Linked DNA regions of Homo sapiens: region 2 is linked to region 1. A link is an interaction called in ENCODE POLR2A ChIA-PET data of the cell type or tissue named here. Cell type or tissue: Panc1. All regions are shown on one strand. Links, peaks and the distances in the headings refer to the core of each region. The heading gives the core; the rest is flanking DNA.

Evidence for each region. ChIA-PET counts read pairs that join two places held together with the same protein. Peaks named below come from ENCODE experiments on the same cell type or tissue, not always from the same donor. Only the 100,000 strongest peaks of a DNase experiment are listed, where the experiment ranks them.
Region 2: POLR2A ChIA-PET joins it to region 1 with 5 read pairs; 1 of 35 experiments calls an interaction of 5 or more read pairs at or near these places.

Annotation. Positions count from the first base shown.
Region 1 is chr5:124,599,508-124,606,792 of GRCh38, forward strand. No RefSeq gene overlaps it. Among named protein-coding and RNA genes, the nearest start is that of ZNF608, 140 kb to the right of the region's middle. RefSeq lists a silencer at 1-196 and an enhancer at 300-359. In Panc1, for the core only: no CTCF peak of the experiment used is centred there; no DNase peak of the experiment used is centred there; H3K27ac peaks cover 4,426 bases.
Region 2 is chr5:125,388,063-125,395,347 of GRCh38, forward strand. No RefSeq gene overlaps it. Among named protein-coding and RNA genes, the nearest start is that of LINC02240, 100 kb to the right of the region's middle. In Panc1, for the core only: no CTCF peak of the experiment used is centred there; no DNase peak of the experiment used is centred there; H3K27ac peaks cover 510 bases.

The DNA of each region.
Region 1 (7,285 bases), core at 950-5,949:
CAGTTGAACGGGGTCTTTAAGCCCGTTAGAGAAATTTCTCTTGTGTTCCATTAGTTTAATTATGACATAGTTAAACAGACGCTGAGAAATTTCAAACCTGGGAACATTTGCCCACAGAGGCACGCAGGCCCTGGCAGTAGCTCTTAATCACATTCCTCAGTCAGGTGTCAAGCAGAACAGAGGCACAAGCACACAAGCAAGTTTTGTTTAGTATACCTCAAAAAGCCAGCCAAGTGGCAAATGTGGACATCTGTTCTAGACTGTGGCTGTCCTGTTTTTTCAGTCTAATCTGTCAAGATAACCATTTCCCCATTCTCTTAAACAAACACAGACTTCCTTGTTTAAACACTATAACAGTTCTAACAGAACACACAGCTTTTAATCATTCTGTGTTAAGTACACTGGCAAGAGTCTGAGAAAAGAATCAAAACATCTTAAATGTAAACTGGCTGATTTTGCTACTTTGCAAATCCCAGGAAACAGAAAAAAGAAACCTGAAATTCCAGATAAAAGGAGTACAACATTGTAGGAGAGACTGCAGTGAATTTTACATTTTTAATTGAATTGGAAATGCAATTGTGAACCCAGTTCAGCTTCTAATGAAAAGAGCGATCTGATCATGTTTTATTTTTTCTTCGAAGTTTTGCAAATTTAAGTTCATTTGTTCCAATGGTTTTGTATATATTTATAAAGGCAACACTAACGCTTGAGCAGAGTGATATTTTCAGGAAAGCTATTTAAACACAGAGCAAAGTTACTTCTCTACTAACTCTCTTGAAAGCCCTTTAGCATAAAGCTCTGTCATAGTGCAGAGCACATTTTTTTCCATATAATATTTGAGAATAAAAATGTGAAGGGTGGGGAGAAAACCTGTCACGGTGGAATAAGCAGGAATATTGACAACACTGAAGTTCGGGTGTGCTTCCTGAGCCTCGATACTTACTCTTCATTTCACTTGCAAAATATCCAGGCTCACCCTGAGATATGAAAAAGTTAAAATTTACATAAAACCTGTTATGTTTTCTACTTGGAGAAAAATGAGGGTTAAATAATCCAAACTCCGCTCGTGGCTCACGCCTGTAATCCCAGCACTTTGGGAGGCTGAGGCGGGAGGATCACTTGAGCCCAGGAGTTCAAGACCAGCCCTGGCAGTATAACGAGACCCCTGTCTCTACAGAAAATTTTAAAAATTAGCTGGGCACAGTGGTGAGCACCTGTAATTCCAGCTACTCAGGAAGCTGAGGTGGGAGGGTGGCTTGAGCCTGGGAGTTTGAGGCTGCGGTGAACTATGATTGCACTACTGCACTTCAGCCTGGGTGACAGGGAGACACTCTGTCTCTAAAAACATAAAAATAAAAATAAAATAATAATTCAAATTCTACATTGTCCATGCTTGAGTGTGGTTCATGGACAGGTTTTCATCCCAACCAACTTAAGGTCATATCCCGGTTCTATGACTTAATTGTGACTGTACACAAGTTAATAAACTTCTCTGAGCCTTTTCTATGAAATGAGGATAAAAAAGTATCTTACAGAGTTCTTGAGAAGATGAAAGAAGACACATTTGCAATGGTAAGTGCTTGATAAAGTTAGTACTTTTTTTTTTGAGATGGAGTCTCGCTCTGTCACCCAGGCTGGAGTGCAATGGTGCGATCTTGGCTCACTGCAACCTCCACTTCCCGGGTTCAAGCAATTCTCCTGCTTCAGCCTCCCGAGTAGTTGGGATTACAGGCACCCACCACCACACTCAGCTAATTTGTGTATTTTTAGAAGAGATGGGGTTTCGCCATGTTGGTCAGGCTGGTCTCGAACTCCCAACCTCAGGTGATCCACCAACTTCAGCCTCCCAAAGTGCTGGGATTACAGGTGTGAGCCACCGTGCCTGGCAAAGTTAGCACTTTATTTTATTTTATTTTATTTTATTTTTGAGATGGAGTCTCACTCTGTCGCCCAGGCTGGAGTGCAGTGGCACAATCTCGGCTCACTGCAAGCTCTGCCTCCTGGGTTCACGCCATTCTCCTGCCTCAGCCTCCTGAATCACCGGGACTACCGGCGCCCACCACCACGCCCAGCTAATTTTTGTATTTTTAGTAGAGACGGGGTTTCACCGTGTTAGCCAGGATGGTCTCGATCTCCTGACCTCGTGATCCACCCACCTCAGCCTCCCAAGGTGCTGGGACTACAGGCGTGAGCCACTGTGCCTGGCCAGTACTTATTATTAAGCAGAATATCCATTAACACCTGTCAAAATTGGACAAAGTCCCAACTGACATAAAATTCAGGTTTAATAAAGATTATATACAACATATGAATTACCAACTTCATAAAATTAGAAAATAATTTAACAGTCAAAAACTAAACCTGTTTAAGAGATTTAATGCCAGGAGTGTAAGTCTCATGTCCAATTCCTTAGGTGAATAAGTGGCCAGAATTTGCACAATTTTCACAGTCATCCTAACACCGCTAGCTGGGCCACAGTGGGACACAAGTGGGACCCCAGTCTAAAAACTCTGGCGTTTGGCTGCCTTGTAGACTGTGGTCCAACCACAGATGGCTTGACGGCACTAGTAGATTGGGACTGGCTGGCCAGTCAAATCTTCCACTTGAATGACAAAGTCAATCTTGACAGCAGTGGTAGCAAAGACCAACGGAAGCTTAGTTTCCATAATGGCAAAGTTCAGGAGTTGGGAGCAACAGGGTCCTGTGCTGAGGAGCCAAGGAGAAACTAGAAAAGAGGTAAAAATTCTGGTCCTCCAGGAGCTGGGGCAGTGTGGGAAATGGATTGTTTTTAATCATTCTTCATTTCCTTTTGAATCCTTACAATATATAGCCTAATTGAAGTAGCCTGGATATATATTAGTTGTTTTGCAACCTGAAAGAGTCTACCAGATCATTTTATCTTTGATGATTCGGAACACACTTGAAGATCTCAAAACACTTGAGGGTCAGAATTGTTTGCATCAGTTATCACGTAAGTATAGATGTCTAATTACTTCCTCTTGAGATTTTATGTCTATATTCTGATAGCTGCTACTAAGCGGTAGATCAGGACACTAATTGGGGTCTCTTGGGTCCAACCTATATACTTGATTTAAACAAATATTTATTAAGAAACTGCTATATGTAAGGCACACTGATAAATATTGTGAGCAGTTAACAAATAAATAAGAAGTTTCTCTGCCATCAAGAATATTACAACTTAATGGTATTTGACAAGTTCACAAGTACTATGAGATAGAATGTGATAAATGCTTTAAGAGAGAAGCAAAACTTTCACCATGATCCAGAGGAGGAAGAAATTACAGGCACTTGGGAGGAGAAACATGTCAGGAATCAGGAAAAGCTGTGGGAGGGCATGACTCTAAACACCTTGAAATCCAAGTGAAATTTTGACAGGAAAGGTGAAACCCATGATAGGGAGCAGGAAGAAGTATTGTTTGAGGAATAGCAAGAATCACTGATTGGCTGCTGTGTAGAGAACTTCTAGTAAGAGATAAAGATGGAAGGAAGCTTAAGGCCAGAAAATGAAGGACTTCAAGTGTCAGAATAAGGAATTCAGAATTTATTTAGTAAGTAATGGAGTCTGGTGAGGGTTTTGAGCAGGAAATGATACAATCAGCTGAGTTGGAGGCTGACACATGCTTCCACACTTGAATAACTTTTCTATAAAAGTATGACTTTATCAAAATCTTTATGAATAAAATAACACATACCTATAAAATATGAAGAGGCAATAGAAACACAATAGAGACTAAGACTGTAAATAGTATAACATCTAGGCATAATGTGTTATCCAATTTGCCTTATCAGAGAAAGATGTCAATTTTCTCTCCTAATAATCACTTGAAGCTGATTTCGCAACCATTATTCTCTTCTTCACAGAGCATGGAAAAAACTGGTCCTTCATCAGCTTCTCTCCCTAAGTTGCAGGATAAAGTAGTTATAAAGATTAGGAGCTAGATTGCCTTGAAACTGGAATTTTCATTCATAATTGGCTCAGCCCTTTTGGAGAGCAATCTGGCATGTGTATTAAAAGCTATGGATTAGCCATACCCATTAACCCAGTGTATCCACTTGCAGGTCTCTAGCCTCAGGACATTTTTAAAACAAGGAGAAAGTAATGTGAATTAATATAATCCAATATTATATAGTATAGGAACATATATGGCAATATGATTCACATAATATATAGTAATAAGATAGTATAGTTTACTTATATATATGTAAAAATCAATAAAAACTTAAATTTAAAAAAATAGGAAGACCTCTGTATATAAATGATGAACCATCTATTTCATGAACTGTTATACAGCTGTTTTAAATAATAATTATGAAAACTGGATTTAAAAAATCCAGCAATATGTCTAAGTATTAAAAAAAAGCATGATTACAAATCTATGTAAAAACAGATTTATACAAAAGAGACTTGATGACAACATATATTTTTTAAAAATACCAATTGTGTTGGAATAATTTTATTAAGGGGATGGGTTTTTTCCCTCATTTTGTTTTCCAAAATGCTATTATGTTGTCATAACTATCAAAGAGTTTTTTTTTTTTTAAAAAAAAAGGGATTAAGAACTGGGTGCAGTGGCTCACACCTCTAATCCCAGCACTTTGGGAGGCTGAGGCGGGCAGATCACCTGAGGTCAGGAGTTCAGGACCAGCCTGGCCAACATGGTGAAACCCCACCTCTACTAAAAATACAAAAATTAGCTGGGTGTGGTGGTGGGCACCTGTAGTCCCAGCTACTCGGAAGATTGAGACAGGAGAATCGCTTGAACCTGAGAGACAGAGGTTAGAGTGAGCTGAGATCATGCCATTGCACTCCAGCCTGGGTAACAGAGCAAGACTCTGTCTCAAAAAAAAAAAAAGGATTAAAAATAGATCTCTAAAAAGAAGCTAGTTAGTCCCTTTAAGGCATGTGAAGAAAGAATCAAGTGGCTGTGAGGGGTTTCTTTCCTGACAGATCCCATGGGAACTTAAGTTCCAAGAAAACCTGAAGCTGCCAAAGCCACATAGCACAGGATGAAAAATGAGCTCCACGATGATTTTGTCCTCTTTGATTCTTGCATGACAGTGCAATCAGAAGGGGACATGAAAGGAAAGGAGGACATGTGTGTGACATTTCATTGAGCTGTAGCTCTAGTGTGCACGAATCATCAGACTCCACTCTCCAAGGTCTACTCTCAAACGCTAGGCAGATTCTTGCTTCCTCCTTTCCTTTTCTTCCCTTAGGAATGAGAAATAGGAGATGAGTAACAGAATACTAGGAATAAAATCGATTTACTGGCTGATATTAGCAACATACATTTAGAAACAGAGCTATTTCATTCTCTTTTTAAGTAAACCAGTAAAAGTAAAATGTTTTCTGATCAATTAGGTCATCAGTTGAGACCATGATAAAGGCCTGCTTAAGTATTTTGTGAGTAGCAGGATGCAATATATATTTAATTGCTGGCTACAAATAGTCAAAGTATTATCTCTACGTTTCTTAGAATAATCTTATCTATAGAATAATTCATAATTCTACAATATGTACAGCAACTAAAAGAATTTTAAAAAGCATTACCATATAAAACACAGCAAATTAAATTACTATTTCACAAGGATTTAAATATTACTCCATAATTAATGTTCCCCATGTACTAAAACAGTTTTAAAGCAAAGATCTGACTCAAAGGCAATTAGTACTATTAAATGAAAGTTTTTGCTTTTGGGACTTTTCTTATTTACAAGATATTTTATCATTAATTTAAATTAGGCAACACTTAACTAGGTTGCTGACATGTATATTGTATAAGACAGAAACAAATATTCTTTTCTGAATTCACTTCTATGTGCAGCCACTTTCCACTGGTAGTTGGCTGTTCAGACCTGGTCCTGTGTGCTGGAGTTATTTTCTGGGTGTGCAAACATCTTTAACCCTGCTCCTTCTGACTATTGTGAGGAAGATATACAGAAAGAATGTAGAGTCTCGGCAGTATTTCGCACTTCATTCCGAGGAGGAGGCAAAGGTTAAGAATGAGGAAAATTAGGCAGACAACCATGTGTGGCCGAAAGAAAGGCTTACTATTCTGCAGAGGCCGATTTCCCTGACACAAAGAGAAGAAAGGCCCATGAATGAGATCATGTCAACTTCCTCTGCTTACATAGTAATGCTGGCCTTCTTTCCTTTCGGAAAAACAAGTCATCCATGCACCAGAGTTCAGGGCTGCATTGTAAAATGTTTCCGAACTCCCAGTGACAGCACACTGACACAGGTCCAAGGGACAGGTCCAAGCAAGCTTTTCCAGGCCTGGCCTAAGAGCCCTAGAGAATTCTCAGAGCCTATTTTCTGCATGTTGATGAAATCTAAACCTCTGATTATCCAACAGTCAATGAACTTCTGGAAACATGCTAAATGAATGGACTTGATTTTTCAAGGAGAGTCTTTCAAGAATCTCAAGATGGTGTTGGGCTGGCTTTGGGCTCAGTGATAAATTTTTACATGTTAAAGGGAGGTGATTCCGGTTTTTGGCAGTGTCCCTACTCACGGGGGACGAGACTCAGTAAAATCATTTCACAGATGAACTCTAAGTCAGAAAGAGTTTTTAAAATTATATTTTAATCCATGGATTAGTACACTCAATTTCTTTTATGATTATTTTTCTCGATAAATTATTTTTGCTCTCCAAGAGTGATTCTAGTTAGGGAATATGACATCAATTCCCAGAGTAGGCATTAACTCATGGTAGATTGGAAGGCTGAAGATCATAATATTTCATATAAAGAACGAGGTTCCTATAATCTAATGCTGAACAGCATTACACAATTGTTTTATGGGCAAATGGGCCTCTAAGTTACTGAACATTAAACAATAAGTAATATGTTGCTATGGAAATTCTACATTAAAATCAGATGTGTATAAATGTATTCATTTCAATATTTTTGTATGAAATTTTTTTTTTTTTGCTAAGTCTCTCTTTAAAAAAAATTGAAAAGGCACTGTAGCATTTTCATTGCTTTATGTCAGACTAATGCCCATCTCTGCTAAGGCAGAAATTACTGATAAGGGAATAGGGCATTATTCTAACAATACTTCCCACATTCCCTCCTCAAAGTAAGCTTCCCATGAGGTCAGGTATCCCTACAGACTGAGAGTGGTATTCTTTAGGGTTTCAGAAACAAAGCTATCTCACTCCAGGTAATTTGACAATACAGTAGATGCTCTGTTAACTCACCCCTAAATAGCCAAATTCCCAGACTAGCTGATATGTTCCCAGCCCTGATTCTTGGCCACGGC
Region 2 (7,285 bases), core at 844-5,843, 790 kb after region 1:
GCACTTGCTCACAGCACAAAACATGGTCTTATGATACAGGATATTATGAAGAAACAGAACGAACAAGAGACACAGGGTGACTTCTTGAATATGGTTAGTATTTCAAAACCCTTATGAATGGAATGGAGCAATTTCTGGTTACTGTTATAGCTGTAAAATCAGGTCAACATTTTAAATTGATTTGCCGTTCATTTCTTTAAATTTCTACTAAAATTTTAAACAAGGTAAAGTTTAAAAATGGGTAAAAGAGATGTTTCCAAAAATTAACATGTAAATCTCTGCATTTGGAAATGCTAAAGTCAAAATTGTATATGATTATAAACGTGATCTAAAACATTCATATTACTTGGCATATTCTTATAGTCAAAGTCAAATTGTTTATTAATTAGCTATAATTCAGTTATAGCACACATTTTTTTGAAATTGCTTTACTTCTCCACTGATCACTAGTGGTAGAGAAAGGGTCACAATTTGAGAAAACCTGTCATGTCTACCAATGGCTCATAACACCACAGAGCACAAGTAGCAATGAGATGGGGTGATTGTCTGGCTAATTGTATCAATGTAGTCTGCAGACAGTAATTCAGAAGAGGAAAAAACCTTTAGGATTTAACATATTGAGTTTGTCTCTCTATTGATCAAATTTATTGGATGATTTCCAAATCTCCACTTTACTGAGTATTTTATTGACACAACCTTTGACCGAGAAGCATAGAGATTTCAAAATGCCTGTTCTTATAGACAGAAAATCAATTTAGTTATTTTAATAAATATAATTGTTTGAGCAAAATAGTTGGCTGAACAATTAAAGGATAGCTGCTATCATTACTTGGTATGTATAGGACAGGAAACTGGAATTGAACATGGAGGAAACAGATTTTCAAGACTGACGGTGCCATGAGGGAATAGTATTAAAGCAAAAGAACCAATATAATAATTTTGCATTTATTCAGGAATATTACATTAGAAAAACAGAGTAGACTTCAGATGTTTATTGTACATTTTTATGTAATTCAGTAACAGATAAGACAAAATATGAATTTTATACTCTTACTTCAAAGAAACATTTTCTTGAGAAGACAATGATTAAGTTGTCATTAGAAGACTATCAAGGCTATGCTGACTTTTTCAAGATGGCATGGGTTAGTCATAGAGAGCCAGACTTCTTACGCTGGAACCTCAGCTTTACCTCTTACTGCTCATTTAGCTTCTCTGTGTCTCAGTTTCCTCTTTTGCAAAATTAGAAAAATAATGGCACTTGTCTTATAAAGTGGCCGTGATGATGTAGTAAGTTAACAGATAGAGAAGTAAGTTAACGCATTGAAATGAACACTTAGAGGAGAAAGCACTCAATAAATTTTAGTGATTTTTATGTTCTCATCTTGAAAGAACAAATATATACTGTATTCATTTCCTAGTGAATTATCATAATGTCCTAAAAGCAACTTTCTAGGACATAATTTTAAGTTAAAAATGTTCATTTGATAGTTTTGATCATTTTAGCTTTCATTTCTTTTACTTGATTAGAAAAATATTATTACTATACTTCCATTAATGGCATGATTAGAAGTGAGAAAAATATACATAAACATCTCTACATTAGGACAAAGGAGTAATGCAAAAAAAGTAAGTTTAACTTATGCTATTATAATCCCTGAAACTACACTGTACACAGATGACAACCATTAAGTATGAGCTTATCCAAAGATCTAACTTTAAATCTTTTAAAAGCACTCTGAAAAGATTAAATGAATTTTCTGACTACTTCTCTTATGGTAGATCTGATTCAACTACATTCAAGTGCAATAAAAAAAGCATATTTCAAAAGTAACCTTTTGAGCAATATCTGGAAATACTTGCTTTTGAGTGTAATCTGAGCATTCCTGAAATCCACAATCTGAACAGTCATATAAATGTGAACATTTATTTGAAAGCTTGGTTAATTAAGAACAATAACATTAGAACTAAGCCAATGCTTTTAAATTCCATGTCTCCTCAAAAATAAGCATATATGTTCCAATGATATTTGTTCTGGGCACTGGTAATTCAGATCATCATGTAATCTTTTTTAATGCCCATATGCAGATATAATATAAACTATTTGCTATTTAGTAATGCTATTTTACATAATTAAGTCATCATGGCTTTATTTTTTCAACAGAAGAATGAAAGCATATCTACACGCTATAACATGACCAAACTGTATCAAATTTTGTCTCCAAATGGGGACAGAAGCATTGGTATGTGTGCATTTTTATTAGAGCAGAAGTCAATCCAAAATATAATCTCTTGAGTTCAATTATAAAAGCCATATGCTTGAGTGAATGCATGGTAAAAATGTGCAACTTCATTACACATTAGAGGCACTACAAATTTCGGCTTTGATTCAAAAACACTCAGACTGCTAATGTGGCATATACTACTAAAAGGCTAATATCATTGCTGTGTGGAGTGATGTAAATGGGGAAGTGGAAACATCTGTATTTTCTCTGCTTTAAGGACATGTTCTTTTCATCCAAGGGCATATCTGTGTAGAGGATAAAGCCTATAATAACAAAGAATGCTTATATTTTGATTCCTAGTGAAGAATGATAACGAAGAAAAAATACACAGGGCCATTGGAATTAGAAAAGTTATAGCTTAACCACTAGTGCCAATATAAACTTATTCTTATGGTCTGAAGTGTTCTTACTGCTTTTCTCAGATGAACTAAAGATGAACATCTTTAGGCGGGTCTTTAGAAAACTGAGATGAGTACTAAGTGAGGAGAGCAGCCTCAAGTACCTGTAAAAGAAAAATGGAAAAAATTCTACAAAATCTTTGGGTTGATAAATCTGAAGACTCAGTGAGACATCAAGAAATGTCAAGATGAAAATGTATTTTAATGGTATACAAATGGTAACTAGAGGACTAGTTAATTCTCAATAATTAGCTTATGCTTAAAAGATGTGTATTCAGTAGTTCCTGTACTTAAAAACTATCTCCAAGAACAAAAGTTTCAACTTTCGTTCTTTTGTATTTCTAGAGGAAGCTAATATGAAGCAATAAACTAGAAGATGAAGTTTGAGAAATCCAAGTTCCAGCTCAACTAGCTGGCTTGGGAATCTGAAAAAGTTGAAATTCTCATTTGCCTATGTAGAAAGCAGACATACACTACCTCATAGAACCATTGAAACTTATTGATATGTGCAAATCATTTTGAACTCATTAAAATGATTTTTTAATATGTCATGTATCGCTTTATATTTTTTCTATATTTATTCTTTAAGAGACTGTGGTGGACAGACTTGAAAGCAGCCCCATGATCATCACCTCCCAGTGTTCATGCATTTGTATAATTCCCTCCCCTTCATATGGGCAGGACATGTGACTTGCTTCTAACCAATGGATTACAAAAAAGGGCAATGGAATAAAAGTGATTACGTGTATGTGATTCCACAAGAGTGTAACATTTGTCTGCTAGAGACTCTACATGACTGTCTTTGAAGAGGCAGACTGCCATGAATCCTACAGCTGCAAGGAAATAAATTCTGCCCACAATCTGAGGGTTCTTGAAAGTAGGCTTTTCCCCTGGTGAGCCTCTGATGAGACCACAGTCTTGGATAACATTTTGAGTGGAGCCTTTTGAGACCCTAAGCAGAGGAGGACCCAGCTAAGTTGTGCCCAGGTTCCCGACCCATGGAAACCTTGAGATTATAATTGTATGTCATTTTAACCTGCTAAGTTTGTGGTCATTTGTTACACAGCAATAAAAACCTAATATGCAGATATTGCATGCATATGTTTATTGGAATATAGCACATTTGTGTATTAATTTATACATTTAGTTGGATAAGTTTATGTAGCTCACAACCCCTTTCCTGTGTAATTGAGTTATTGCTGCCATCCCAGCATAGGAATGGCCTCCAGGAATGTCCTGGCGCCTGCTGTACCAACTCACTCAGCAGCTGGACTACGGTGGGAAGAATTGTAGTGGAGGAGAAATAAAGTGTGAAATGTATGGAGCCAATGTTAGTCTGTGGAAATTCATCAAAACCTTATATCTCATATATGAAATAAACCTGAAAAAAATTTCCCCAAATTTGACAATTCTAACAAGTTGTGAAGCTGAGAGTATATTTCCTGAGGTAAAAATAAAAAGGATTTTTTGGTCAACCATTTCAGGGGAGAAGTTGGATATCTTTCTATTCTCGTTATAGAAAACAATATATCAAGATCATTGTTATGTTAAGAGGCAATAAAAAATTATGTAGTCAAAACTGTAAGAGAACAAAATTATGGAGGAGTTGTATTGTTTTCTGTCCTTTGTTGATATTGGCGGTATTTTTGAGCTTTCAATATTGGTAATATTTTATAATTTATTTTGCATCCTAAATAATATTTACTTTCTTTTTTTATTTTATTATTATTATACTTTAAGTTTTAGGGTACATGTGCACAATGTGCAGGTTTGTTATGTATGTATACATGTGCCATGTTGGTGTGCTGCACCCATTAACTCGTCATTTAGCATTAGGTATATTCCCTAATGCTATCCCTCCCCCCTCCCCCCACCCCACAACAGTCCCTGGTGTGTGATGTTCCCCTTCCTGTGTCCATGTGTTCTCATTGTTCAATTCCCACCTATGAGTGAGAACATGCGGTGTTTGGTTTTTTGTACTTGCGATAGTTCGCTGAGAATGATGGTTTCCAGTTTCATCCATGTCCCTACAAAGCACATGAACTCTTCATTTTTTATGGCTGCATAGTATTCCATGGTGTATATGTGCCACATTTTCTTAATCCAGTCTATCGTTGTTGGACATTTGGGTTGGTTCCAAGTCTTTGCTATTATGAATAGTGCCGCAATAAACAGACGTGTGCATGTGTCTTTATAGCAGCATGATTTATAATCCTGTGGGTATATACCCCGTAATGGGATGGCTGGGTCAAATAGTATTTCTAGTTCTAGATCCCTGAGGAATCGCCACACTGACTTCCACAATGGTTGAACTAGTTTACAGTCCCACCAACAGTGTAAAAGTGTTCCTATTCATATCTAATTATAATTATACTCCTTTTTCAATGGGGATCCAAAATTGTATAAGCTTCAAGTTCCATAAAACCTAAATTCATCTCCACATGCAAAGAAAGAGAATATTTTTAAATGATACTAGCAGCTACAGTAAGATGAAGGCAGATAATGGTCCACTAGAATAGGCAACATAAAATCACTATTTGTTAGACAAGAATGATTTTAGAGGGGTGGTATGGCCAGAAAACAGAGGAAGAGAATGGAAAATGATGAGAAGTGCTGTAGCATGGTGACAGTGGGTATCCACAAGTTCTGTGAACAGTTTGGCACTGAGATTTGGCAAATAGAGTAGGTGGCAGATGGAAGTGAATGTGAGGCCATTGGAGTTTTCTGTTAGAAGTCTAACTTTGTATGCTGCTAGGAATGCTCCAATAGAAAGGGAGAAATTTATAATTTAGGTTACACAGAGGTAGCTGCATATGGTAGCCATCCTCCAAGATGACTCACTCCCAAGGATCCAATCTCTTGGCATTCACAACCTTGTGTGGACCTCTTCCAGTTCCATCAGGGTTGGTTTGTGTGACTAAGACTATACAACAGAAATGATGGGGTAGTAGCTTCCAAAATTGGGTTATACTAGAATACAGCTCCCACTTGGTCTCTCTCTCTCTCTCTCTATTTTTCTCTCTCTCTCATTATTTGTTCTGGGGAAAGTAAGCTTCTATCTTGTGAGCAACCCTGTGGAGAGGCTTAAGGGGTGGAGAATTGAGAACTGAGACCTCCAATGAGAAACTGACCAATGGTCATGTGCATGAGCTTGGAAGTGGATCCTCAGTCCCAGCCCATCAGTGCTACGATGGAAGTCCTAGCTGATAACTTGGCTGCAAACTTGTGAGAGATCTCACCCAGATTCATTCCAATTAAGCCACTCTTGGATTCTTGACCCTTAGATACTGGAGATAGCAAATGTTTGTTATTTTGAGCTGTGGTATTGCAGAATAATCATTTATGCAGCAATAGATAACTAATGCACCACAAGAGTGAAGTCCTTGAGAAGACAAACTAGGAAGTGATATATAGTATAACTGGATACATTGGATGTTAATAGAGACAGGGATCTGTCTTTCTGTTTAACAGGAGAGAAGATAGAGCATATGGGTATGGATATACCTAAGTTGGTAGATGTGTCTGCTACATTACTAGAAAATTTTATTTTTATCAATTTCATTTTCTCAAGTATGAGGCAAGATTTTAAATTGTGAGTACCTTGAAGGGGAGGCAGAAGGGATTATATGCTTAAGAACTGTAGAGGAAAAAAAAAGAAATAGTCACCTTGGAGAATGAGAAAGAATACTAAGCAGAAAAATATAATAGGGTGAGGTTAGTGTTGAATTCTGTTCTGAGGTTTGTGTGTTGTATTTAAAACAATTTCAGTCAACCAATTTTGTGATTTTTTCCCCCAGCAATATGTAGTTGCTTGGAGAAAGCATAGAGTACATCTGGGTTTAACTGAAGTCACTGTTTGCTAAATGAATGCAATGAAAGAAGAGAGGACAGGGAATTGAGGGTATTTTGCAAAGAAAGAACTTCAATGTTGGCTCTTGGAATCTCACCCAGGAAAGAGAAGGAAGAACAAGAGGATGAGCAACAGTGAAAGAGTGGTGGTGTAGATTATGAATTGGAGCTCTTGCTAAGTGTGGTTGAACAAGGTAGTACCTGAGAGGAGGAAATAAAATGAGCTAAGCTAATGAAGGGGTGACTAATTTGAAGACAAGAATTCAGGATGTGGTAATGGAATGTGTGGCTAAGGTGGAGTAGGGCAGGGTGGGGAAATGTATTGAGGTTTTGATTAGGAGAGACTGATTAGTGGAATTAAATTAATAAGTTCAAGAGAAAAAAAAAGCAACGGTGAATTCTTGAGCAGAGAATACTTGCAGAAATGTGGGATGATAGACATTAGTTAACCACAAGAGTGAGAGGGCCAAGGCTATTGTAGTGGTCTGAGGAAATGGAATTCAGAGTCTCAGTGGATGCCAAACCATCTAGAAAATGGTTCTTGTTACCTTGGCAATGGAAGTCAAACCTTAACTAATGATCTTTTACTGAGAAAACTCACAAGCAAATGAAGTGAAGAGTAATTGGAGTCAGGCTATACATTGCTTCCTTAGTTTCACCTTGCATGACAGCTTGGAAAGCAGTTTGGACATAAAAAATGATTATCTCAAGCCTCCATGCTTGAGAGTTCTGGGGGCTGCTGACCAGAGGTTTTCC